Regions from separate parts of the Homo sapiens genome. Here regions 1, 2 and 3 are each linked to region 4. Evidence: chromatin loops called from intact Hi-C (ENCODE). Cell type or tissue: endothelial cell of umbilical vein. All regions are shown on one strand. Each heading gives the region's core, and the rest is flanking DNA. Links, peaks and the distances in the headings are about the cores only. Region 1 overlaps UBE2H (ubiquitin conjugating enzyme E2 H). Region 2 overlaps NRF1 (nuclear respiratory factor 1). Region 3 overlaps AHCYL2 (adenosylhomocysteinase like 2). Region 4 overlaps UBE2H-DT (UBE2H divergent transcript).

What was found. Hi-C counts contacts between places; a loop is a spot of excess contacts. Peaks named below come from ENCODE experiments on the same cell type or tissue, not always from the same donor. Only the 100,000 strongest peaks of a DNase experiment are listed, where the experiment ranks them.
Region 1: it touches region 4 in a loop (5-fold over the local background); 2 of 110 quality-filtered maps call a loop at or near these places.
Region 2: a loop joins it to region 4, with 4 times the contacts of the local background. A loop is called at or near these places in 8 of 110 quality-filtered maps.
Region 3: it touches region 4 in a loop (12-fold over the local background); 26 of 110 quality-filtered maps call a loop at or near these places.

What each region holds. Positions count from the first base shown.
Region 1 is chr7:129,873,359-129,879,565 of GRCh38, forward strand. The region is part of intron 3 of UBE2H (ubiquitin conjugating enzyme E2 H); the gene reads right to left. Among named protein-coding and RNA genes, the nearest start is that of UBE2H, 76 kb to the right of the region's middle. In endothelial cell of umbilical vein, for the core only: no CTCF peak of the experiment used is centred there; no DNase peak of the experiment used is centred there; H3K27ac peaks cover 331 bases.
Region 2 is chr7:129,642,411-129,648,617 of GRCh38, forward strand. All of the region lies in intron 1 of NRF1 (nuclear respiratory factor 1), which reads left to right. Among named protein-coding and RNA genes, the nearest start is that of NRF1, 34 kb to the left of the region's middle. In endothelial cell of umbilical vein, for the core only: no CTCF peak of the experiment used is centred there; DNase peaks (open chromatin) are centred at 1,491 and 2,401; H3K27ac peaks cover 565 bases.
Region 3 is chr7:129,365,079-129,371,285 of GRCh38, forward strand. The region is part of intron 1 of AHCYL2 (adenosylhomocysteinase like 2); the gene reads left to right. It overlaps LOC107986847 (a long non-coding RNA gene), which reads right to left. Exons shown (of 3, transcript XR_007060518.1): 3 at 2,946-3,816. Among named protein-coding and RNA genes, the nearest start is that of STRIP2, 66 kb to the right of the region's middle. In endothelial cell of umbilical vein, for the core only: a CTCF peak has its summit at 2,699 (motif pointing right); DNase peaks (open chromatin) are centred at 2,713 and 3,813.
Region 4 is chr7:130,007,783-130,013,989 of GRCh38, forward strand. UBE2H-DT (UBE2H divergent transcript) reads left to right here. Exons shown (of 4, transcript XR_007060520.1): 3 at 1,094-1,319. Among named protein-coding and RNA genes, the nearest start is that of ZC3HC1, 40 kb to the right of the region's middle. RefSeq lists enhancers at 822-901, 1,002-1,071, 1,159-1,658, 1,455-2,654, 4,596-4,755. In endothelial cell of umbilical vein, for the core only: a CTCF peak has its summit at 3,251 (motif pointing left); DNase peaks (open chromatin) are centred at 1,419, 1,709, 2,579, 3,219 and 1 weaker place; H3K27ac peaks cover 2,613 bases.

The sequences.
Region 1 (6,207 bases), core at 496-5,495, 130 kb before region 4:
TCATTTTGTCTCCATTTACTCAAATGGGTTTGGCAAGTTCTTGCTTCATGCCACTAACATCAAATTCTTTTTTTTTTTTTTTTTTTTAATTTCTTGAGACCGGTTTCACTCTGTCACCCAGGCTGGAGTGCAGTGATGCTATCTCAGCACACTGCAACCTCTGCCTCCTGGGCTCAAGTGATTCTCCCACCTCAGCCTCCCGAGTAGCTGGAACTAAAGGTATACACCACCATGCCCAGCTAATTTTTGTATTTTTTTTTTTAGAGATGGGGTTTCTCCATATTGCTCAGGGTGGTCTCAAACCCCTTGTCTCCAGTGATGTGCCCACTTCGGCCTCCCCAAAATGCTGGGATTACAGGATGAGCCACTGCGCTCGGCCTCACATCAAGTTCTATGGCAGCACGAGCTTGCTGGTTTTGTACCTGACCATTCTACCAACATTCAGCAAACCATTCAGCAGTCCCTCCAGAATCCTGTTCTCAACCATTTCTCTTACCTTCCCAGCTTTGGTATCATCAAATTGCAACCCAGAGGCAATGCATACAGCCTGCTCCTAGTAGAGGGTCCTCCTCACTGAAAATATGTAGATATAGATCGGTAGCATTTCACAAATTGGTTTCTAAACTTGTTACCTGTACCTTATAACACAGTTTTCTAATTTTTAAGAAGTATAAATGATGACAGGGTTCCTAGGCTGCTCTTAAAGTTATTTACAAAAGATTCTAAAATATTCTATAGTTCTATCTGAAATTAGGATACAATTCTGTTAATAGTAGCCAATAATCATTTAAATGTAAGATAAAATGACATCTTAATTTTATCTGGAATGCTAGTGTTTAAGTAAAGTAGATATGATATGAAGGAGAATATAATAGATCCAGAAGAGAACTTCTGGATGTTGCAAGATCTTTAGTGGCTATAAGCCCTGAATTTAATTTTTTTTATATATATAATTTTTTTTTTTTTTTTGAGACAGAGTCTCGCTCTGTTGCCCAGGCTGGAGTGCAGTGGCACGATCTTGGCTCCCTGCAGGCTACGCCTCCTAGGTTCACGCCATTCTCCTGCCTCAGCCTCCTGAGTAGCTGGGACTACAGGTGCCCGCCACCACGCCCAGCTAATTTTTTGTATTTTTAGTAGAGACGGGGTTTCACTGTGTTAGCCAGGATGGTCTCAATCTCCTGAGGTCATGATCCACCCGCCTCGGCCTCCCAAAGTGTTGGGATTACTGGCGTGAGCCACCACACCCGGCCCTGTATCTTTTATTAGAAGACTTTTATATTTTTTTTCCCTTGGCTTAGGCTTATCAAAAGTATCCCCATTATGATTATTAGCTCTAAAGAGGGGCATTTTTCAGTTCATATGAAGAGAAAAATGCAACAACGGAAGGGGGAAGTGGAAGAGTCAGGCAGAAAAGAAAAAGGTGAGAAGTACTTGAGGTAACCACCCAAGAGAAGAGAAAAAGGGGGAAGAAAGAAGTGAAGAAAGTTGCGCGTAAAGACAGTATCTGAGATGGACTAAACTCTAAACTCTAAGCAGAAAACAAAGGAAGGAAAACAGTGTGTGCACTTATACACACACATAATTAAAATTTAAAGGAAAAAAGAAGGGAGGCTGCTGGGAAACACGTGGGTTAGGCAGGTCCTGAGCAAGCTACCACAGGGAATTCTGGCCAAGCCTGATGGCTTTCTAGAGCAAAAGACAGCAAAGTGTAGACTCAGACAATGATACAGACAGGACAGTCAAAAGACATACATTTGCAATATGATTAAAAATATTTACTTTTATAATAAAAGCAAACATTGTAGACTATTTGGAAATTACAGAAAAGTATGTTTTTAGTCTCCTTTAACTGAACAGCTATGGATAACATCAATAGTTTGGCATTCAAATGTGAAATGTATAGGAAAAAATTAGAGTTGTACTATATAAAAAACATTTTCCTGTGTGTCCCTTCAAAGAGGTGTTAAAACATGACTAATGGGTAAAACATTTTATCCACTAAGATGCACTATCACTTAGCTACTTTATCACCGACTGGGTCATTTAGGTTGCTTCTGACTTTTAAGTATTATAACACTAAAATTTACGTATTCTTTTGACAGTGCACATTTCTAAATATTTCTTTAGATAATTTTTAACTTTTTAAATAAAATTATTTGAAGGATATAAAATATTTACCAAGCAATACATAGTGGTAGACTGGCTGTATCATAATACCTTTTCTAACACTGTTTTATCTGCCAGTTTGACAAATCATATACTGTACTTTCGTTTTAATCTGCATTCTTTTGGATTAGACATAAAACCATTTTGTATCCTCTGCTTATTTTTTTTTATTAAAAATTACTCTGTATTACCCTCTTCTATGAGATCATTCATCTTTATTTCACCCACACTGTAACTGCAAGTCTGTTTGGTGAAAGCTTTCACTTAACAGCTGAGCACAAGTATCAAAGGCTAAAAACTGTGAACCTCGAGAAGTGTGAGCTATGGCAGTCTCTGCAGCAATTTCTTTGCATAAAACAAAATCTTCATGAACTGGGGATTACTTGGGGTTCTGAATGAGTATCTCTAAAGTCCTCATGCACACCTCAACAACTCTGAAGCTTTTGTGAAGACAATCTCTCTTGTAGAAACTTATGTCTTCCTTACGCTCTCTCTTCTAAATTGAGGTGCTGACTCACACCTCTCCTAAAAAACAATGGAACCATGCCATTAAGTACACGTAGTATTTTATTTACATTCTTCTTCTCTCCTAACCAGTAAAGATCTTCTGTAGCCTTCGTCATGTCCAGCAGGATGCCAGGTACCCCGAGTTTTAATACACTGGTCATATCAAACATGCAGAATCTGTTTAATTCTAGTATCTCATTTTCTAGCAGAGAAAACAATGGGTCAGCTGCATATCTCTCTCATGGTCAAGGAGAACCAGGGCCAGAACTTCTCTACCCTGATAACCAGTCCACTGACCAATCACACTCTCCTAACTCCTACACAGTAACACCCAGCAGTATTGCTAAGCACTCTAGGAACTAATGTTTCTGAATGAAAAATATGAAAGTCTGAATTTTCAAGTAAATCAGAAAAAGATTCAAATATGATTCATCTCAAAGCAGTCTCTCTGGAAAATTATGCAAATATTCAGCGATGTTATAGTTGATTAAAGGAGTTTTATATCTTTTACTCTTTTCAAAGTGCCTAGAGGGCCGGTTTTATACCCCAATTGATATTACTCGTTTTTCCATTCATCTTATTCTTTGGGCTTAAATGACTGTTAGCCATTTCAAAAATTCACATCCAGCTTCAAAGCATCAAGATTTGCCATCACTTATGATACTGAAACAGAAGTAAAATTCCAAAAAAAAGAGCTCAAAGTGTTTGAAACAATAATGGCATCATAAGAATAAGTTCATAACCTCCCAAGGTGTCTACCTATATTCCTTTTCTTTCCAAAAAGTAGCTATGCCACTATTTCGAATACCCACTCATTTATAGATGCAAATTGTTTTAAAGGGACATCTCATGCAATCATGTAACTACTGACAGCCCTCTAAAACTATATTTGGAGAGTGTCCCAAAGATAAGCATATCACATTATATTGAATATATATATTTAAATATTCAGAGAGAAATGTCTTAAAGAGCATATTCCAGAATGTAAATAATGACACCCTTTAAGGGATAAGATTATGAGACATTTTGATTTTTCTTTACTTTGGCTTACAGATTTTCTTACATTGCTCTAATGGATATGGGTCATTTATACAATTAAAATACACATCCATACACAAACACACAAAATAGAACAAAGTACATAGACACTGCAAAATTCCAAGAGCCAAGCATTAAAGATGTTTGATCTAAATTTGCACAGCTGATTGTTTAAAAGCTCAAAATTTGGCTCAGGAAGAACACTACACCTACCCAGATACAACAGGGGCAAGATTTAAAAAGAATGTTGAGATTGGGTTGATCTTACCTCCTCGCCCTTCTGTATAATTTTACAACTATCTACACAACTCAAAAAGGAATCCTTGCCTTTTCTAAGTGAGCCACAACCTTTCTGAATGCTTAAAGCACATCTCAACAGTAATTACACTGTTGATGACCTGAAAATGGGTCACCCCGCACAACTGATTGAAACTCTCTTATGCAACCTTCCTCTAGAGGAAACAAGAACAGCTTGTACAAATATTTCAGCTAAATCTACTTTCCAAACAGAAGATGATACACATTTGTAGGCATTATCAAGTCCTGAAAGCACACAGAAAGGCAAAAGAAACAATTATGAAGAAGTTAAATTAGCTTAGTCATTTGTCCCAACCAAATTTCATATTGCATCATTAATTTAAGAAAGCGTGGAGGCTTTTTGTGTCATTAGTTAATAAACAAGCAATGCCTAAAGTTTAGACATTATTACCTAGAAAGTTATGATGAGATAATCATATTATCTAGAAAAAATACATTAAGGTCTGAGAAATAACATTTCTACAGGATATGAAATTGCATTTCTATAAGTTCACTCTTAGTTTCAACAAGCTCTATTGTTTCCTTTCTGACTAGGAATGTGGGGTTAACAAAACTAGACTTAGCATGCCAGTTTTTAGCCTTTAGGTAAACAGGTATTTATGAAATGTATCTGAATGAACTTGCATGGACTTCTATAAAGGCTTTAAAGTCCTATCACTAACCAACATAAGAGTTTTAAATGGCTGAGTAGACAGAAACACCCTAAAGTTAGAAGATGAATAAACTGGGGACAGGGAACCACAACACAACAGAAAAGCCCTCTCAAAAGGAGAAGGTGTACAGGCGTATACGTTTCTACACCTATACAGGTGCTAAGTCAGATGTGCTCGGGGGCTGTCTCAAAGGCTCAACACCTCACAGCTCCACTCCCACTTTACCATTCACAACGCTGAAACTTAGAGGCCCCTATAGCAAGAAAGAAATTTCTGATTCAACTGGTTAGGAGTGGGGGTGTAGTGGGGAGTGGTCTAGACTCCAGGATATCGGGCATTACTTCTTAAGACAGCCCACAGCAGCCAGGCGCAATGGCTCACGCCTGTAATTCCAGCACTTTGGGAGGCCGAGGCTGGCGGATCACGAGGTCAGGAGATCAAGACCATCCTGGCTAACACAGTGGAACCCCGTCTCTACTAAAAATACAAAAAATTAGCCGGGTGTGGTGGCAGGCACCTGTAGTGCCAGCTACTCGGGAGGCTGAGGCAGAAGAATGGCGTGAACCCAGGAGGCGGACCTTGCAGTGAGTCGAGATCGTGCCACTGCACTCCAGCCTGGGCGACAGAGTGAGACTCCGTCTCAAAAAAAAAAAAAAAAAAAAAAAGCCCACAGCAGTAGCAAAATGTTTGAACTCTGGCAATTCTGAACATGAGGCTTAGTCTGATTCTCAGAGAATGCTCAATATATTACAATTTTATTGTTCTTACTTAAAATTGTTCAATATTTTATAATATTTTAGACATGTATAAAGTGAAGCAAAAAAAAAAAAAGCTGGCTTAAATTAACTAAATTACTACCATTCTACAGTCTCCAAATATTTAAAGGTGTCCACCTTCAATCAGATAGATCTGTCACTGAGTGCCTCAATGGGGGTGACAGGTAAATAACATCACCCATTAAGGTAAAAGGAGATGAAGGTGAGGAGAAAGTACCTCTTTGTACAACCCCACTGAGGTTTCTATTCTTTCTTCTGCTGTTTAGGGGGCTAAAGAGACTGGAGGTGGGAAGACTGCAAAGGGTCATTTAATTGTAAGGTACCCAGAGTTGGAGTGAACAAAAAAGCAAAGTAGGATCTAGGGAGAATTTCTGAAAATGATAGGATTAAAACACATACTATGTAACATTCATTCTTGCAATCTGGCATTCAAAATTAGACTTAAGATATGTTTATTATTTTCCTGCTAACAGCTTAAAGAACAGTGGGGCCTTAAAGCTGGTTTAATCTGACACCAAAAGACAAAAATCTAAAGTAATGGTCATTATAATTATGCAAAGAGTATATTTAAACGTCTTCTAACACACTATAGAAGTTCCCCCCAAAAGTCACTGATTAATTAACCAAAGCCAAAAAAGGAAAAATTCAATTAGACAGCCATTTCTGGCATTAATTACCTCCCCTGAAATGTAAGATTTTTCCCCCTTAGATTTCAAAACTCTCTAAGGAGAAAAACCAAGTAGTAACAT
Region 2 (6,207 bases), core at 344-5,343, 370 kb before region 4:
TGGTAAACTAAACTACTGTATGTTCTTACAGGGAATGCTCTGTAGACATTTAAAAAAGATACAAAAATGTTAATAACATGGAATATTTTAATCTATATTAAGTGAAAAAATATTTGTAATACAGTATATACAATATAGGCTCATTTTTGTTTAAAAACAATGAAACAAAACCAACTGTATAAGAAACTAGCAGGGGAAATGCTGGAAGCATATACATAAAATAGTTAACTTGGTAATGTAGCTATCTCAGGTTACAGTGATTTGTGTTTATTTTTAATTCCCCTATATTTTCTCAGTTACCCCCAAAGAACACAAGTCACTTCTAAAAGAATACATTCTTTAAAAAATTTTTTTTTTTTTTTTTTTAAATGAGATAGGGTCCCATTGTTTTCCAGGCTGGAGTACAGTGGTGCAATCTCAAGTCACTGCAACTTCTGCCTCCTGGGCTCACTCCATCCTCCCACCTTAGCCTCCCAAGTAGCTGGGACTACAGGCATGCACTACCACACGCAGCTGGTTTTTGTATTTTTAGTAGAGATGGGGTTTCACCATTTCACCCAGGCTGAGAATACACTTTTTAAACTTAGAGATACAAAATTAGAATTGCCAGTCATAGGTTTTCTTGGAATACACATGCTACAATAATGTAGGAGTACCTGATAAGAATTCAGTAAATATTTGTTGAATGAAGGAGAGAATGATTGAATAGCAGAGATTCCTAGGTCTGTGGTATTGGCACTTAAATACTTTCATAATTTTATCCAGAAACAAATCCTTAGTTCAGTTATTTCAGAAGAAAAATCATGAATTGAGCTGTCCTGCAGAAGCTAGGAAATAGCTTTAACTGGCTGTTGGTTGTGTAGTGACAGATCCAGCAGAATTGAGCCCGCCACTGAAGCAGCCAGGCAACAATGCTGTTTCACAGTATGCAGGATCTGAATAAAAGTGTCCTTTGTGCTTATTTGAGACTGGGGGGCGGGACTTGTGGCAATTTACGTTATTTTTCCATAATGGAAATTGAGGCAGCCTCTAATCCTGCTATCACACATGGCAACTACTTATTTGATTTTTGGTAATTTGGGAGCAGCTGTGGACAAACAATTATTCTGCAAAAAGAGCCATGCCAGCTGCATTCTGACCCAGTTGCAAATGCTTGGGTAGACCAAACTTCCTATTCACCATCTTTCTAAACCAGGGATAGCTTTAACAACTCACCTGCTTTTTATTGATATGTGTAGCTTCTGGTAAGCGTCTACATATTTGAGAATGCACTCTCTAATGCTTTTTTATTGTTGTCACCAACCTTCACTAGGCACCTACTTCATTCAGGCAGTGTGCCAGACACAGGGTTGTAAGCTACAAGATGTTATACAGTGTGGATAGACTGCTTTCATTTTGACAGGTGGGTCAGCATTAGCTTTATTTTTAGTAGACTAAATGGCAGTGTAAAGAAAGAATCTGGTGTGGAGGCAGTTGGGAGCTGTGTTCCTTTGGTCCCCAGACTCCCCCTGAATCTGCTGTCTGCGCGTTCATTGATGTCCCCTTGCTATGCCATGTGCTTTCACAAGCCGTTGCTGCTGCCTGCAGTGCCCTTTTTTTCATTCTGGAGCCTGACGAGCTTCTGACTGTAGACTCTGTCATTTCCTTCAGGATGCCTGCCCCATGTCCTTGCAGTTTTGTCTTCTCTGTGCTCCCTTAACCCTTAGCAAATATCACTAGAATAGGATTTGTTTTTTAAATGGCGAAAGCCTACTTACTTAACTGTATTAATTCAGTCTTTCAGTATACACTTATTTATTTTTTAAGCTCTTATAACCCAGGGGCTTAGAGAGATGTTTCAGTAAAGAAACATAGGAAATTAGGTAGGTAGGGTCATCTATAATGAGTAAAAAGACAGCGTACTTTTGACTGTGAACGTCTGTAGGGCAAGGACAAAACGCTGACAATCTTTATTTCTGTCTCTATAGTGCTGAATTATCACAAGGGACAAATGGCCTGAATAATTGTATGAACCCACTCTATTAGAAATTACCTTCACACTGATAGATAATGGCCTGTGATAAGAAGCAAGTCAAAACTTTTTAGAATGTAGAACTGCACTGTTCAATATAGTAGCCACAAGCCACATATGGCCATTTAATATTAATTAAAATTAAACATTTAATTCCTTATGATCTCATGTGGTCAGTAGTCCACATGTCCAGCTACAGTTTTGGACAGCACACATTTAGAATATTTCCATCATTGCAGAAAGTTCTACCAGACAGTGCTAATCCAGAACCTATAAGAGAGTTGACATATTTTAAGCATTTGATGAAGTACATTGACTTAACTCTTCTCTATGGAAAGATGTTCCGGCAAGCCAAAATTCCCCATGCTGTCTTTACATTTTTTCCTTTGCTTGTGGCACCCTCTAGTGTTCTAGTAATACATAGTCTATTTATAATTTGAATAGAAGAAGATTGGAATATTTTGGAGAATTCTGTATGTGTAGCATTTTTCTAGGGAGGAGCTCTGTAGCTTTCACCCATCCCCAAGAAAGTTTATGATTCAAAAACGATTAAGAACTCTATGATAGAGGTATTTGTATGGTCAAAATTCCTAATGTGATCTGTAAACATTATTTCACCCAGTGTAAAAAAAAAAAAAAAAATCATGTAACTGTCCCTTCAACATTTCTTTGCTGTCCTCATCTTTGTACATGGAATAAGAATAAGTTACACTTATATAGCACTCACTATATACCATGTCCCCTTAAGCCCTTTTTCAAATAGTAATTCATTTTGTCCCCAGTAATTCTATGAAGTAGATTCTGTTATTTTCCTTCATTTGACAGATGTTACAACTAAGACAGAAAAAGTCAAATGAAACTTCTCCAAGTTGCTAGTAAGTGGCAGAGCAAGAAATGGAATACAGTATTCTGGTTCCAGAGTTTGTACCACCCCGCCGGAGAAGTGAGGATGTGTTTAAGTAGGCATGAGGTAGAATGGAGAGGAGACTCTCCAGACACTTGTACATGCTGAGCCCAGTTGTATAATAAGAAAAAAGAATGGTAACTCTAAATCGCTCTTTCCCATGCTGGAAATGATAGCCATTACCCACCACTGATTTTCAGTAGGTCTACGCAGTCCGCTAGGGAGTTAGGATGGTAGATAAAGGTCAAAGGTACCATTGCTACCACATTTTCTTTGGTTTCCAAAAACCTGATCTATTCATCGAGTAATATGACAAATTATTTTCTGTTTGTCAGTGTTATTTCTATGAAGAGACAGTATAGTACTATGATGTTGATTTTGAGGTTTGCAGGAATGTTAGACTTAAAGAGTAGGTCAGATAGACTCACAAACATAAGTTTGTGTTGATATCACCTACTTTCCTGTCTATGCTCCCTTCTCACTTCTAAGTGTCCCATTTCTGTCTGTGTGAAGCATTTTATTTTTATGTATTTATGTATTCTGAGATACAGTTTCACTTTGTTGCCCAGGCTGGAGTGCAGTGGCATCATCTCAACTCACTGCAGCCTCCGCCTCCCGGGTTCAAGCGATTCTCCTGCCTCAGCCTCCCGAGCAGCTGGGACTACAGGCGTGTACCACCACACCCGGCTGATTTTTGTATTTTTAGTAGAGACAGGGTTTCATCATGTTGGCCAGGCTGGTCTTGAACTTCTGACCTCAGCTGATCCACCTGCCTCCCAAGGTGTTAGGATTACAGGCGTGAGCCACCGCGCCAGGCCTGTGAGACATTTTATACTCTATAGCTTAGCATCTTTTTAATGATTCATTAAATTTGAGATTCATCAGTGTCTGAAAACAGAAACTCTAATTGTAGTCTTGTAAAAATGGGCTTCATTTTTTACATCACTTCTTTATTGAGGGTATGAGAATCCCGGATTGCTGCTTACCAGCACTGTATGAGTAATTTTGAATGCAAGTATGTATTTTCTTCTTTAAGTATTAATCGGGGCCTAGAAAACCATGTGTGGCATTTCAGATAATTTAATTCTGGGAACTGGGTACACAGGTGTTACAAGATGAAAGAGCACAAAAGACACTGGGGTAATCCAGATAGGAAGCACTACCACCCCTAGGTTTGGGGGAACAGAAGAGAAGAACCTGGAAGCTCAGAGAGGTCCTCCTGCAGCTGGTAATCTGATCTCCTAGTGGAATGCCATTCAGCTGGTACTCAACCACCAGGAGAGAAGAGGCACAGCTGGAGTTGGGAGGTGCAACACTCCTCTTGCTGGAGCAATGCTGATATTATAACAATGAAAACAGCAAAGAAATCCCTTCTTCTCTCCCCTTCCAGTCTCCCTAGGCAAAACCTAACAGGATACTGGCAGTAAAGTCTGGAAAACATGGTTGGCAGGCTCAGCCCCAGAGCGAGGAATAGTGCAACTCTGACAAGAATAGAAGACAGGGCTTGGAAGTGAGACGGAGAGAGAGAGATAAACAGCAAGCATAACCTTGTAGGAGAGTTACAGAAACTGTAACTGCCTGGGTGTAGCTTTAGTTATTAAAATGTGCAGCTGATTACCCACAATCATTTATCAAAGAGCACATTATGATAGATCTATTCATAGAGACTTTATGGACCCGAGCCCTGACTTCAGTGAGCTTACAGTATTTTCTTTTCTTTTTTTCTTCGAGATGGAGTCGCACCCTGTCGCCCAGGCTGGAGAATGCAGTGGCGCGATCTTGGCTCACTGCAACCTCCGCCTCCCGGGTTCAAGCAATTCTCCTGCCTCAGTCTCCAGAGTAGCTGGGATTACAGTCATGTGCCACCATGTCCGGCTAATTTTTTGTATCTTTAGTAGAGACGGGGTTTTACCATGTTGGCCCGGCTGACTCCAGACCTCGCGATCTGCCCGCCTCTGGCCTCTCGGGATTACGGGCATGAGCCACCATGCCTGGCGCTTACAGTATTTTCATAAAATCATCCACTCATCCCTAAGTCATTATGAAGTTGTGTGGTAAAGCTTTTTTTTCTTTTCTTGCTTTTTTTTTTTTTTTTGAGACAGAGTCTCGCTGTGTTGCCCAGGCTGGAGTGCAGTGGTGCGATCTTTGCTCACTGCAACCTCCGACTCCCAGGTTTAAGTGATTCTCCTGTCTCAGCCTCCAGAATAGCTGGAATTAAAGCCACCACCCCTGGCTAATTTTTGTATTTTTAGTAGAGATAGGGTTTCACCATGTTGGTCAGGCTAGTCTCAAACTTCTGACCTCGCGATCCCCCAGCCTTGGCCTCCCAAAGTGCTGGGATTACAGGCGTGAGCCACCACGCCCAGCCCAAAGCTTATTTTTCTTAAGCATTATATAAAAGCATCATTGTTAACTGGATTATCGTGTTATTAGTATTAAGGAATATTTACAAAGTTAACCTATTGGTATGAAAAATATTTGATTAGTCATACAATTTTGTTAGTTTTAGATGCCGCAAATTAGGAGTTTGTCTTCCTCAAGGCAAGGCCACTTCTAAACTTGAACTGTGCTGTTCTCAGTTCTTAACGTAAGAAGGGAGCTTTATTTATCTAGTGACAGTTTGCTCTAACATGTCATTTAATTTTAATTTTCAAAAGGATCAGTTTGGAAGACTATATCATAGCTATTTGTTTTTAAAGCTCATTTTGTTAAAAGTCAAAGTAATACATTCATATAATAAAAGATGAAATAGAAGGACTTACAATAAAAATCAATAGTCTTTTGCCACTCTTTCCCCATCCCGAGTCCCACTTTTCAGAGACAATTAGCTGTTTTTTGTTTATAGTTTAACTGTTTTGTTTATAGTATCATCAAACAGTAATGCCTCCATAACTCTAAATAATATGTCTATACCACTATTTCTTGATTTATCAAATGGGCATTATTGACTTTTTTTTTTTTTTTTTTTTTTTGAGAAGGAGTCTCGCTCTGTCGCCCAGGCTGGAGTGCAGTGGCACAATCTCGGCTCACTGCAAGCTCCGCCTCCCGGGTTCACGCCATTCTCCTGCCTCTGCCTCCCGAGTAGCTGGGACTACAGGTGCCCGCCACCACGCCCGGCTAACTTTTTGTATTTTTAGTAGAGACGGGGTTTCACCGTGTTAGCCAGGATGGTCTCTACCTCCTGACCTCGTGATCCGCCCTTCTCAGCCTCCCAAAGTGCTGAGATTACAGGCGTGAGCCACCACACCCAGCTTGACTTTCTTTTATGGAATATAAGGTACTTATTTTTTTA
Region 3 (6,207 bases), core at 688-5,687, 640 kb before region 4:
CAAAGTAGGCTAAGCCCCTGAAGAGCCTGGAGACTAACAAGGGGTAGCACACATACATAGGAACTATAATTTGAGGAATGGTGAGAATAGTGATATAGCCAAAGAACAATATTAGATGAAGGGGAGATTCCTTTTTTAAGGTCAGGTTTCATGGTAGAACTATCATTCCTTTAAATATTTGAAAAAGTGAAGATAATGGAAGTGAAGGCAGAAACGAATGCATTTTGATTTGAGAAAATGACATGAGCAAAGGCATTGAGGTAGGAAAGAACACAGCATGATAATAACATAATTAAGAGCTACCATTAATTAACTCCTTAGAGTATGTACCCTTTTAAAATCCTTGCATCAGTCCTGTTAGGTAGGTAGCTCTTATTATTTCCACCATACAAATTGGAAATTGGAGTTATATAGAGAGGTCAAGTAAGTGGCAGAGGCAGGATTCTAACCTAACTCTGTCTGATTCCAAAACCAGTGTTCATGGTCACCATACTGTGTAGTCTTTACATTCAAGAAGTAGCAGATAATACAGTTTACCTGGAGGATAGAGTATATATATATATATATGGGTATGAAGTGGATTGTCTTCTGGGAAAGGATTTGTAGAGGGTTAAGAGGCAGTGAAAATGAACAGAAAGGGATAGATGAAAGGTTTGGTGGAGGAGGGCACAGAAATAATATCCAAGTGATTGTTCTGGGGACTGTGGGAAAAGGGGGAAATCAAAGGTGCCTGAGGTTTCATATATGGTTGCCTGAGGACAGTGGCATCACAAACACAAAAAGTGAGGAGAAGAAAGTGTTGTTTGGAGGGGGGCGGGAAAGGAAAGACAGCAATAATGTTGATTGTAGATGTGTTGCATTTAAAGCACAGATGAAATACACCATTGGCAATTTAGGTAACAGATGTGACTTCTCATTTTAAGAAGTCCTCTGGGTTTAAAGGAAGACAGAGGACAATAATTAGAGGTTGCTAGGAGCTAAGACTTTATCAGAGTTGACACTCTGACTTCAGTGGGCCTTATTTTCCCTGCATCTCATCACCCTGTGTCCTGACATCACTCAAGTCGCCTCAACTCCATAGCTCCTCTATGACCACAGCTTCCTTTACTTCTACCTCTGCTGTTCTTATTTCGCCTGCTCTCCACCCTCCCTGTGATCCCTTGATACGTCTGAATGCACCTGGTTCAACAGTCCCTGTTTTCACCTGCCTTTCTCTCCAGTCAAACCTCTGGCCATTCATTTGAATTCTGCCCTCTCTGGCATCTTACAGTACCTCTTCCATAGATATTACCTTCCTCTCCTCCATTCCAAATCCAAAGGACCATTCTCTTAAGTAATGAAGGCCTTACAGGGTGATGAACTGTGAACCCCAAACATCTGAGACAGGTCTCGGTTAATTTAGAAAGTATTTTGCCAAGGTTGGCCAGGCGTGCTGGCTCATGCCTGTAGTCCCAGCACTTTGGGAGGCTGAGGCAGGTGGATCACCTGAGGTCAGGAGTTTGAGACCAGCCTCAACATGGCGAAACCCTGTCTACTAAAAATACAAAGTTAGCCGGGCGTGGTGGTGCATGCCTGTAATCCCAGCTACTCGGGAGGCTGAGGCAGGAGAATTGCTTGAACCTGGGAGGCAGAGGTTGCGGTGAGCCGAGATCACGCCATTGCACTCCAGCCTGGGCAACAAGAGCAAAACTCTGTCTCAAAAAAAAAAAAAAAAGTTTATAGAAAGTTTATTTTGCCAAGATTGAGGATGTGCACTCATGACACAGCCTCAGGAGGTCCTGATGACATGTGCCCAAGGTGGTCAGAACACAGTTTGGTTTTATACATTTTAAGGGGACATGAGACATCAATCAACATATGTATGATGAACACTGGTTCAGTTTGGAAAGGCGAGACATCTGGAAGCAGGGAGGGGGCTTCCAGGTCATGGGTAGATAAGAGACAAATGGTTGCATTCTTTTGAGTTTTTGATTGGCCTCTTCAAAGTAGGCAATCAGATGTGCATTTATCTCAGTGAGCAGAGGGGTGATTTTGAATAGAATCGGAGGCAGGTTTGCCCTAAGCAGTTCCAGCTTGACTTTTCCCTTTGGCTTAGTGATTTTGGGGGCCCAAGATGTTTTCCTTTCACAGAGCCTATAATCATAATTATAATATTGTCACTGTTAGCTGTAGAGAAACTATCCTCTTCAATGGGAATTAACACTGTAAAGAGTCCTGGTCCTTAAAGGGACCAAAGCAGGCATATCTTGTTAGGCTTCCTTTGTGCCTGAAACCTGTGGTACTCTTATTGGATAATATACTCTAGGAATGAACTAAGCAGGTGAGATAGGCTAGCTTACCTTTTTTCTAGTTATGTCTTATTTCCAAAATTCTGAAGTGTGCAGCAAGGAGGGAGTTGGTATGGAGAGATAAAGCAGAAACAACTTCGGAGGTCCTTTAAGGTGATAGTGTACAGGGCTACTGCACTGGCATCCTGTTTCTTCCTGAAACCAGATCTGTGTGTAAAATCCAGCATTGGTTAGGGACTTTGAGGCAGCACTAGTCTTGGTTGGAAACCCTGGCTGTCCTCTAAACCTACACTGTGGTGGCTTCTGACTAGCCTCAGTGAAGTCACTTTGCAATCAGCACCTGTGTGTCTGTAGCTGCGGGCCCTGAGGCCTTCGTGTATGTAGCACAGGGAGCCAGCAGAGGGAGCTGTCGTCCCAGAACTTTCTTAGAGCTGCTAAGAAATTCTGATTTTGAAAAAGATCTTCCTAGGCTCCATCCGAACCTCCCATGCAATAAGACTCTAACTTGAGATATGCGAGAGTTTGGTGCCAGACCCCTGGTGTGAGCAGATGGGGAGCTTCTGCATAGCTGTTTAAACTTGAAAGCCCTAGGAGCTCTTGATTTCAAGGAAACGCCTGTTTACTGATCCAAATCAAGCAACTCTTGAGAAATGGGAGTGCCTTCCTGACCTCAGTCTTTATTGATCTTGGTATCCGCACCTCCAGTGACGTGTCCTGAAGGGTGGGAGAGAATTCACAAGTGCCTCACACACAGGGAAAGAAGGAAGTCCAACTATTGCTGCAGAAAGTCCCCACTGGGGAGGTGCGGGTAGAGTGTTTGGGTAGCATTAAAACAGTGAGTGCCCTGTGAGAAGCACAGTGCCTGGGTGCAGCACTTTGCATCAGCTCTGATTTTGAAATCAGACACAGAAGGCTTTGAAGCCGGCCAGTAAGGGGTTGTCAGGCAGTTGACTAATGCTCTTGATTTGAATCGGAGGCTGCTGTGAAAAGGGATGCAGCTTCTGCTAGCCACTGTGAACTTCTGAATCTCACTAGGGTTGGGTCTGCTTTGGGGCACTCAGATAACCCCAGTATTTCCAAACCAGCTTTCCCTTTTGCTTCAGGACATATCTTACCCAAGCCTGCACTATGGAGAAGTGGGACGGTAATGAGGGCACCTCAGCTTTTCACATGCCTGAGTGGATGGTGAGTTCACTGGTCGTTTTGTTTCTCCTTCTGTTTCTTGATAATGAGAGGCAACCATTTCTGACGGGTGACAAGGATCACCTCTGAGAAGCTCCTACCAAGATCCGTGGTTGGAAAAACAGTTATTACTCTACGTTCTGATTAGTTCCTAGGTACTAGGTCACCACTGTTTCTTAATTATCCACGAAGCTGGGAAAGGTGTGAGAGTTGCCTGGCCAGGGCTTGTTGCCTGGTCATCTCTGGTGGGCAGGGGCTTTCCTCCGGCTGCTGGTGTGATGTATGGGTTGTGTTTCCTGTGACTGTTTTGCACTTCTGTTTTCAACCTGATGCTTCATTTGTTTCTCTGGGGGTAAAGAAAAAGAACAATGAGGAGAAAAAACAAAAACAGAACTTACAGAAATGGTGCTCTCTGAAGTCTGCAAAGATTGCAAACATTTCTCCCCTCCCTGCCCGTATTTTTCCCTTCAGTCACAACATTTCCCTATTTCCCCCCCAGCTATCCTTTATATATATATTTCTCTATGGCAGGAACTGCAGCTCTCTTGGTACAGTTCTTCAGAATACCATGTTTGCCTGATCAGTAGTTTTACTAAAATGATAATAAGGACTTATTTGTTGATAAGAACTAGCATATAAACCTATTATATTGGATCGAATTTCAACTTTTAAAGACAATAACCATCCTTATGTTTCTAAATAGTTTCTTCTAGATTTAGCCTGATTTCTTACAGCCCACACAGGTTTATGTTTACAGATTTGTGTTTCCCCACTATGGAAAACTAGTTAGACTCTCTAAAACATATTTCAAGTTCTTTTTAGTGTTTATAGAATTATGGATTTGAAGAAATAACTATTGATAATGAGATAGAATATATAGTAGGCCTAACAAAGGCCCCCTGAGGAACTTACATTTCAACTCATTGTTACAACTATTTTTTATTGTTTTGGGGGAGGTTATTGCTGTTCTTCTTAATGTCGTTTCAGAACATTGTGTTCAGGTTTTTTTTTTTTTTTTTTTTGAAATGGAGTCTGGCTCTGTTGTCCAGGCTGGAGTGCAGTGGCGTGATCTCAGCTCACTGCAACCTCCGCTTCCTGGGTTCAAGTGATTCTCCTGTCTCAGCCTCCCAAGTAGCTGGGATTACAGGTGTGCACCACCATACCGGGTAATTTTTGTATTTTTGGTGGAGATGGGGTTTCACCATGTTGGCCAGGCTGGTCTTGAACTCCTGACCGTAGGTGATCCACCCAACTCGGCCTCCCACAGTGCTGGGATTACAGGTGTGAGCCACCACGCTCAGTCTTGTGTTCAATTTTAAAACATTTTGTGGAAAGAAAACCTATCCATCTACAAGCTTATTCCAAGTAACATAGTGTTTTAGAATTAATGGAAGGATTTATGTAATACTTCTGATTGGGTTGAGTTTTTTTGAATTTCTTGCTACTCACTAATAACAAGAAGAGGGAAAAAGAAATTTGGTTTTCTTAAGGGAAGGGCCACGTTAAGGTATCAAACTTTGGTATTTCTATAAAGGAATATTACAGAAGAATTCTACTGAACATTAGTGTGCCAACTCAGAATCAATCAAAGTTTTATAATAATTCTTATTTCTGTCATAGTCCTCACCGTCTTACAAGCTTAGCACATCCCCTCAAAGTTCAGTAGTGGCTCCTGCTGAACTTTCACCCATTTACCTTCTTTCTAGTTAATGTGAATGGGAAGACTGCCCTAAAGGAGTTGGTGTGACCACTGCATAAGGGATATGATCTAGGGCTTCCCAGCTTTTAGAAAACACTCTTTATTTAATAAAACACAGCTCTTTAGTGTTGTGTCTTGGTTGGTAAAAAATAAATAAAAAAATTTGCAGCCGGGTGCGGTGGCTCACGCCTGTAATCCCAGCACTTTGGGGGAGGCCAGGGCGGGCAGATCACGAGGTCAGGAGATCAAGATCATCCTGGCTAACACAGTGAAACCCGGTCTCTACTAAAAATACAAAAAATTAGCCGGGCGTGGTGGCGGGCGCCTATAGTCCCAGCTACTCTGGAGGCTGAGGCAGGAGAATAGCATGAACCCGGGAGGCAGAGCTTACAGTGAGCTGAGATCGCGCCACTGCACTCCAGCCTGGGCGACAGGGTGAGACTCCGTCTCAAAACAAACAAACAAAATAATAATTTAGAAAAGCACAGCTCTGCTCTGTTCTGTTTTTAATAAGGTATTACTCTCACTTAGGAATTTCTCAGCCATTCTCTCTTAAATAGCAGGAAAATACCTTTGCTCAGTATTTTGAACAGCAATAAAAAGGAATAGGGAGGAGCTAGTCTTCAATAACACGATTGTCTCATTTGCTAGCTTTTCTTTGCCAAAGACTTTTGAGGCTTTCTTTCAGATACCACGTAAGTCATTGACTCCTGACTTGGTCTGAAAGTACTTCATTAGGTTGCTACTGATAGCCACTTAGCCAAGAAAGCTAACCTCTGAGCACCCTCTAGTGTATTGCCGATGGATTTCCAGACCTTACTTGTAAAATGTTAAAGTGTCTTTTAATCCCCAAGAAAAAAACCGTTGCTCCAGCTCCCATGTTGGGCCAAAGTTTCAATTTAAAGTTTTAACGAGTGTCTTACTCATGTTCCCATTTACATATTAGTGTAATGAAATTTCCACTGAAACTATCCCTGCCACCAAAGGAAATATGAGAAGTCTCTCAAATCTTCTTTCAGGAGAAAAATTTAGCAGAGA
Region 4 (6,207 bases), core at 605-5,604:
GCCTCCCAGGTTCAGGCGATTCTCCTGCCTCAGCCTCCTAAGCAGCTGGGATTACAGGTGCATGCCACCATGCCTGGCTAATTTTTGTATTTTTAGTAGAGATGGGGTTTCACTCTGTTGGCCAGGCTGGTCTCGAACTCCTGACCTCAAGTGATCTACTTGCCTTGGCCTCCCAGGATTACAGGTGTGAGCCACCACGCCCGGTCAGTACTGTTTTATGATGGCTCTTTAGTACTCCTTGGAGGAACAGAGCCACCTTCTTAGGCCTGTGGGATCACTACCTTAAAACACTGCTTCCTGTGCCTCCTGTCCCCACCCATGGGCGTCCCCTTCTGGCCTTCTTGGGTGCCCTTGCCAACTATGCCACAAATGGTCCCTCCAGTAGAAAGCCCCTCAAGGGCCAGAAGGGGCAGGGGACTTTCATTCTCATTTTTTACACCTTTTAAAAAAGTATTTTCTTTTTTTTTTTTTTTTTTTTTGAGACAGAGTCTCGCCTTGTCGCCCGGGTTGGAGTGCAGTGGCACAATCTCGGCTCACTACAACCTCTGCCTCCCAGGTTCAAGCGATTCTTCTGCCTCAGCCTCCCAAGTAGCTGGGATTACAGGCACACGCCACCATGCCCAGCTAATTTTTGTATTTTTAGTAGAAACAGGGTTTCACTATGTTGGCCAGGCTGGTCTCAAACTCTTGACCTCATGTGGCCCACCCACCCTGGCCTCCCAGAGTGCTAGGATTACAGACGTGAGCCACTGCTCCCGGCCTGAAAAAGTATTTTCTAATTTTATTAGTATTTTAAAACTTGGTACTGTGAAACATAGCACCTATTTTGTTCCTCATTTCACTTTGGAAAACCCCCAGGTTGAGTTAGTGGGAGTTGAGCCCAGTCACTGTTGACCGGCTGCATGGGCCTGGGCAGTGCTGAGACTTGGCAAGAGAGCCCAGGGCCCCCTGAGGACCAGTGGGGCACAGAGAGTGGCTACGGGTGTAGCATGGGATGGAGGAGAGGGAGAAGCTGCTGCCCGGTCCATCTCTGATTCGTGGAGCTGATTTTCCAAACACTCTAAGGCCTCGGTTCACATTCTGTTTCCCACAGAGGAGGCTCTGCGTCTCTGAACTGTTGTCAGGCCCCACCAGGCTCTTCACTGTTTGGAGCCAGATCTACGGAGCCAAACTGCCTTGACCTGCTTTCTGAGGAGGGGACAGGCAGCAAGTGCCGGACCTAGCCAGATTCAGCCCGCAGAAGGTGTTCCAGACTCCAAGCAGCCTGCTGGCCTAGCTCCAGGCCCAGGTGGCTGCAGACTCCACAATGGGTGACTCAGGTAAGCTGTGCTGGACAAACAAGCCAGTGTTCTCAGCCCAGCAGGGTGATGCCTGTCATAAGCTTTCCTGTCGTCATTGTACCGCCATTTCCTGAGGGTGGCCTTGCCAGGCCCGGAGCCAGGGTCCATGGAGACTGGTAGGAATGTGGTTATCTTGGTTTATGTCTTGTTGCCAAGGTGCTTCCCAATGCTTCTAAAGCTGGGCTTGGCGCTGATCCACCAGCACCTGTGCTGTCTGATGGTGGCATGGAGGCCGCTGGGCTGAAAGAGGCCTACTGAGACCACAGACAGTCTGGTGAGGAGATACTGGTATGTGTCTTTCTCATGATCCTAACACCTATAGTTTTGGTGCTCCCTTCCTTCAGGAGTCCCAAAAGACCAGGCAAGCTGGAGACACTTGGCCAGAGAGGCAACTGGGCTTAAACAGCCAGCTTAAACAAACAGCTACTATTTCCTGAGCACTTCTCATGTGCCAGGCACTGCTCTAAGCACTTCACATATGCCAATGAATTCTCAAAACATTCCTGTGACACAGCTACTAGTATTATCCCTAATTTACAGATGAGGAAGCTGAGGCTGAGTCATAGGTTCAGAAACACACAGCTGGTGACCAGTGAATCCAGGATCTGTACCCAGGCTATGGAACCTAGAGCCTGCTAGATCCACCTGCCAAGCTACCTGACCTAGAGCTGGTGTTTTTTTTTTTGTCCCCCTTTATTTTTCTTTTTTATAAACAAGGTGTCTTGCTCTGCCACCCAGACTGGAGTTCAGTGGTGCAATTATAGCTCACTGCAGTCTCGAACTCCTGGGCTCAAGCGATCCTCCCACTTCAGCCTCCCTAGTATAATGGGACTATAGGCACGTGCCACCACTTCTGGCTAGTGAGCTGGTGCTCCTAACTCTCACAGGGTACTGCCTCTCTTCTGCTCTGTCATGATGACTGTAGTGCAAGAAGGGGACTCAGCAAGAAGCCTCAGGATTCTAGGCGTGGCTCAGCCACAACCTGCTGTGTGATCTTGGCCTTCACTCCCCACTCTGGCCTTCAGACTCCTCAGGGATTAGACCAAGTAGTCTACAACTCTGCTTCCAGTTCTGTGGCTCTGACTCACGTGGAAACAGCAGTGGGGAAAGGCCCTATCCCTTAGCCCCACCGGAAGTGTCTACTGCTGATTACCAAGAACAGCCTCACGGGCTTTTGAGAAGGGCAGGGAGGATCAACTCCTGACCTGGTGACACTGATGGAGCAAAGCTGCTTCCCCACTCCACACCTCAGTTTCCCCACTCCTTCCAGTGGAGATAATGACCTCTGTGTGCTCAGTGCTACTGTGAGTCAGGGTTAATTAGCATTAGTCATAGACTTGGGAATCCTCACAAGAAAAGGGTCATCTGGTGGGTCTGGGCTGTGCCCTGGCTGTGATGAGACACCACTCATGCCCCTGTGAGTGTGTCATCATGCTTCATTAGTGGCTTGCCTAACTTTGCAGGTCGGCCCTGGGGTGGCCCAGCCCTGAGTGCGGGTGCTGAGATCAGCCAAAGGATGACACCTGGGGAGGGCTGCATGTGTCCCAGGGTGGCTGCCAATGGCTCACAGTCCCCTGGATTTCCCTTTCGGTTGACTTCCCATTCAATCGGGTTCTTATCATTGCTACTCGAGCCACTATTCCTGGATGCAAGGCCCCAACTCTGACCTTAAATTTAGAGGTTTTTTTTTCCTTCTCTGTCTCCTCAATAAATACCCATTCTCATTTCTGTCTCTCTGCTGACTGTTTCAATGCTTTCAGTTTCTTTCTGTTTCCATCACCGCACTTGGTAGAGCTTAAGTGGGGTTAGGGGAAAGACCCTGTAACAAAATAAGGACAAAGTAAGAATGATGATGTCTTGTGTTGGCAAGTCCAGCTAGGTAAGCCAGAAGTGGAACATGGGGGACATCTAGTGGCCGTAGTGGGTACTGCTAGCATTCTTGCCTGGCACCGAGGTCACATTCTTGAACTTTTTTTTTTTTTTTTTTTTTTTTTTTTTCTGAGACAGGGTCTTGCGCTATCTCCCAGGCTGGAGGGCAGTGGTGTGATCACAGCTCACGGCAGCCTTGACTTCCCAGGCTTAAGGGATCCTCGCACCTCAGCCTCCTGAGGAGCTGGGACTACAGGTGCACGCCACCACACCTGGCTTTTTTTTTTTTTTTTTTTTTTGGTAGAGACGGGGTTTCCCTATGTTGTCTACTCTGGTCTTGAACTCCTGGGCTCAAACAATCTGCCTGCCTTGGCCTCCCAAAGTGCTGGGATTACAGGCATAAGCCATCACGCCTGGCCTCATACCTGAACTTGATTCTCAAGTTGGCTACAGTGACTTGCCCCAGCTCTTGGAGACTTGGGAGATGGCACGATCCTTAGGAGGGGAGATTTTCTTATCACTTAATAGCTGATAAATTGCATTTCCCTTGACATCTGGTTTCTCTGGATCTACAGAAGAAAGGTCTCAGGCTGGGCACGGTGGCTCACGCCTGTAATCCCAGCACTTTGGGAGGCTGAGGCGGGTGGATCCTTGAAGTCAGGAGTTCAAGACCAGCCTGGCCAACATGGTGAAACCCCATCTCTACTAAAAACACAAAAATTAGCTGGGCGGTAGTGGCATATGCCTGTAATCCCAGCTACTCAGGAGGCTGAGGGAGGAGAATTGCTTGAGCCTGGGAGGTGGAGGTTGCAGTGAGCCGAGATCCCACCACTGCACTCCAGCCTGGGCGACAGAGACCCTCCCTGTCTCAAAAATAAAAAAAGGAAAAAAAATCAGTCCAGCATGGTGGTGGGCACCTGTAGTTCCAGCTACTACGGAGGCTGAGGCAGAATCACTTGAACCCAGGAGGCAGAGGTTGCAGTGAGCTGAGATTGCAGTATTGCACTCCAGCCTGGGCAACAGAGCAAGATTGTCTCAAAACAAAAACAAAAACAAACAACCCAAGTAACAATGGAATTAAACATCGTCATGCATGTATAACTATGTCCTTGGTTAAAGGCAGGCAGTGGGGTCTGCCTTGGAGGCTGATGGGCTGAGTTTGAATCCCGGCCCTCACTTACTGGGCTGTGTGACCCTGAACAAAGTAATTAACTTATGCTTTTGTTTCCTCATTTGTAAAAATGGAACAGTAATTATACCTTCCTCATAGGACTGCTATGAGGCTTAAATAAGATAAAATGCTTAGACCAGTGCTTGGCAAACAATCTGTACTTACAAGTGATAGCTATTTGCAGCAGTAGTAAAATCAAGTTTCAGAGGTTCTCCTGCTCAAGACTGATTCCCCACATTTCAGTAGGAGGTAGACTCCAGCTGCAGTCTTGGTTTCGCTATCACTTTTTTTTTGAGATGCAGTCTCCCTCTGTCACCCAGGCTGGAGTGCAGTGGCGCGATCTCAGCTCACTGGAACCTCCGCCTCCCGGGTTCAAGTGATTCTCCTGCCTCAGCTTCCCAAATAGCTGGGACTCCAGGCACCCATCACCACGCTCGGCTAATTTTTGTATTTTTAGTAGAGATGAGGTTTCACCACGTTGGCCAGGCTGGTCTTGAACTCCTGACCTCAAGTGATCCGCACACCTCAGCCTCCCAAAGTGCTGGGACTATAGGTGTGAGGCACTGCACCTGGCCTTGGTATCACTTCTGATTGGCTCAAAACCCGTTGTGCCGTCAAGTTATTCTTGTGTGCCTTTCCTTCTGCTCCATTGGTTCTAGTTAGGTTGGACAAGACTGGCTAAGAAATGGACACAGAGGCTAAAAAGGATTTTCTTGTCTCTGTGATCCTGGCTTCCCCGTGAGAACTATGAAGGCCTTGGAGGTGAATCTTGAGTCCCTTCTAGGCTTCACATTTTCTGTTCCTACTACCATCCCTTTGAGGGCTGTTACTGACACACTATAGGAAACAATTTTCCTCCATATCTGCTTACTGGGATATCAATAGGTGGCTAATAGAAAGAAGTGAGTACAGAAAGCTGAAGAGTATGTTATTATAATGATCTGACTTGTTGGATAATCTCTGGATAAGTGACCAAATCTCCATGACCTACCTGTCCTACACAGAGGCCTTTGTATGTTCCTGTTTCCCTCTCTTCCTAATTGGCTTCAGCTATACAACAGTCAGTTCAACTAGAGAGGCACTGTGGCAAGAAAAACAATAACCACCACAGCTGTAGCCAAGGAGCAATGAGATAAAAGAGAGTATGGGATATAGATGGAATGAATGGTCTCTAATTAAAGGGTTTAAATGCAGCATTCACTTCTGAGGGCATGGGCCAACTGACCAGGATGGCAGCTGTATAAAGCCAAAGAAAACCTAGAATAGAAATAAAACTAAACATAGAAAGGAAAACTGAGGAGAAGGAAGTGTTTGTACTTTTGTCGATGGTCAAGCTGTGCGTGCAGCTGTTTTTATTGCTAAGATGGAATAGGATGGAAGGGATTCAGAAGTGGCTCTCAGGCACCCACAACCAGAAGAAGAGTATAAGTGAGGAAAGCCCCAAAGAGAATGCTCCACCTGTTAAGTCTATTAAAGTTGGCTGAAATCAAAAAGGAGCCAGGAGAAAGACTCTCTTCTGGGCACTAGTATCCCGTGAGTGGCTGCAAGATACTCCTTTCTACTGTGAGAGGGAGATCTCAACTTTGAGCTTGGGAAAGAAAACCATAGACTCACAGTGCTTGGAAGATATTCCCAGCTGTATCGTAATGGAAAGAACAGAAGCTGGGAAAGATGGATTTCAGTGTGGCTCTGCCTCATTCTAGCTATATGACAGCTAGTTATTAGATGTCTTTGAGCTTCAGTCTTCTCGGTAAAAACAAAATCTACTTGGATGGGGAATGCAACCTTTGTTAAAACACAGAATCCTAGAGGATTTAGTGGAGAAAA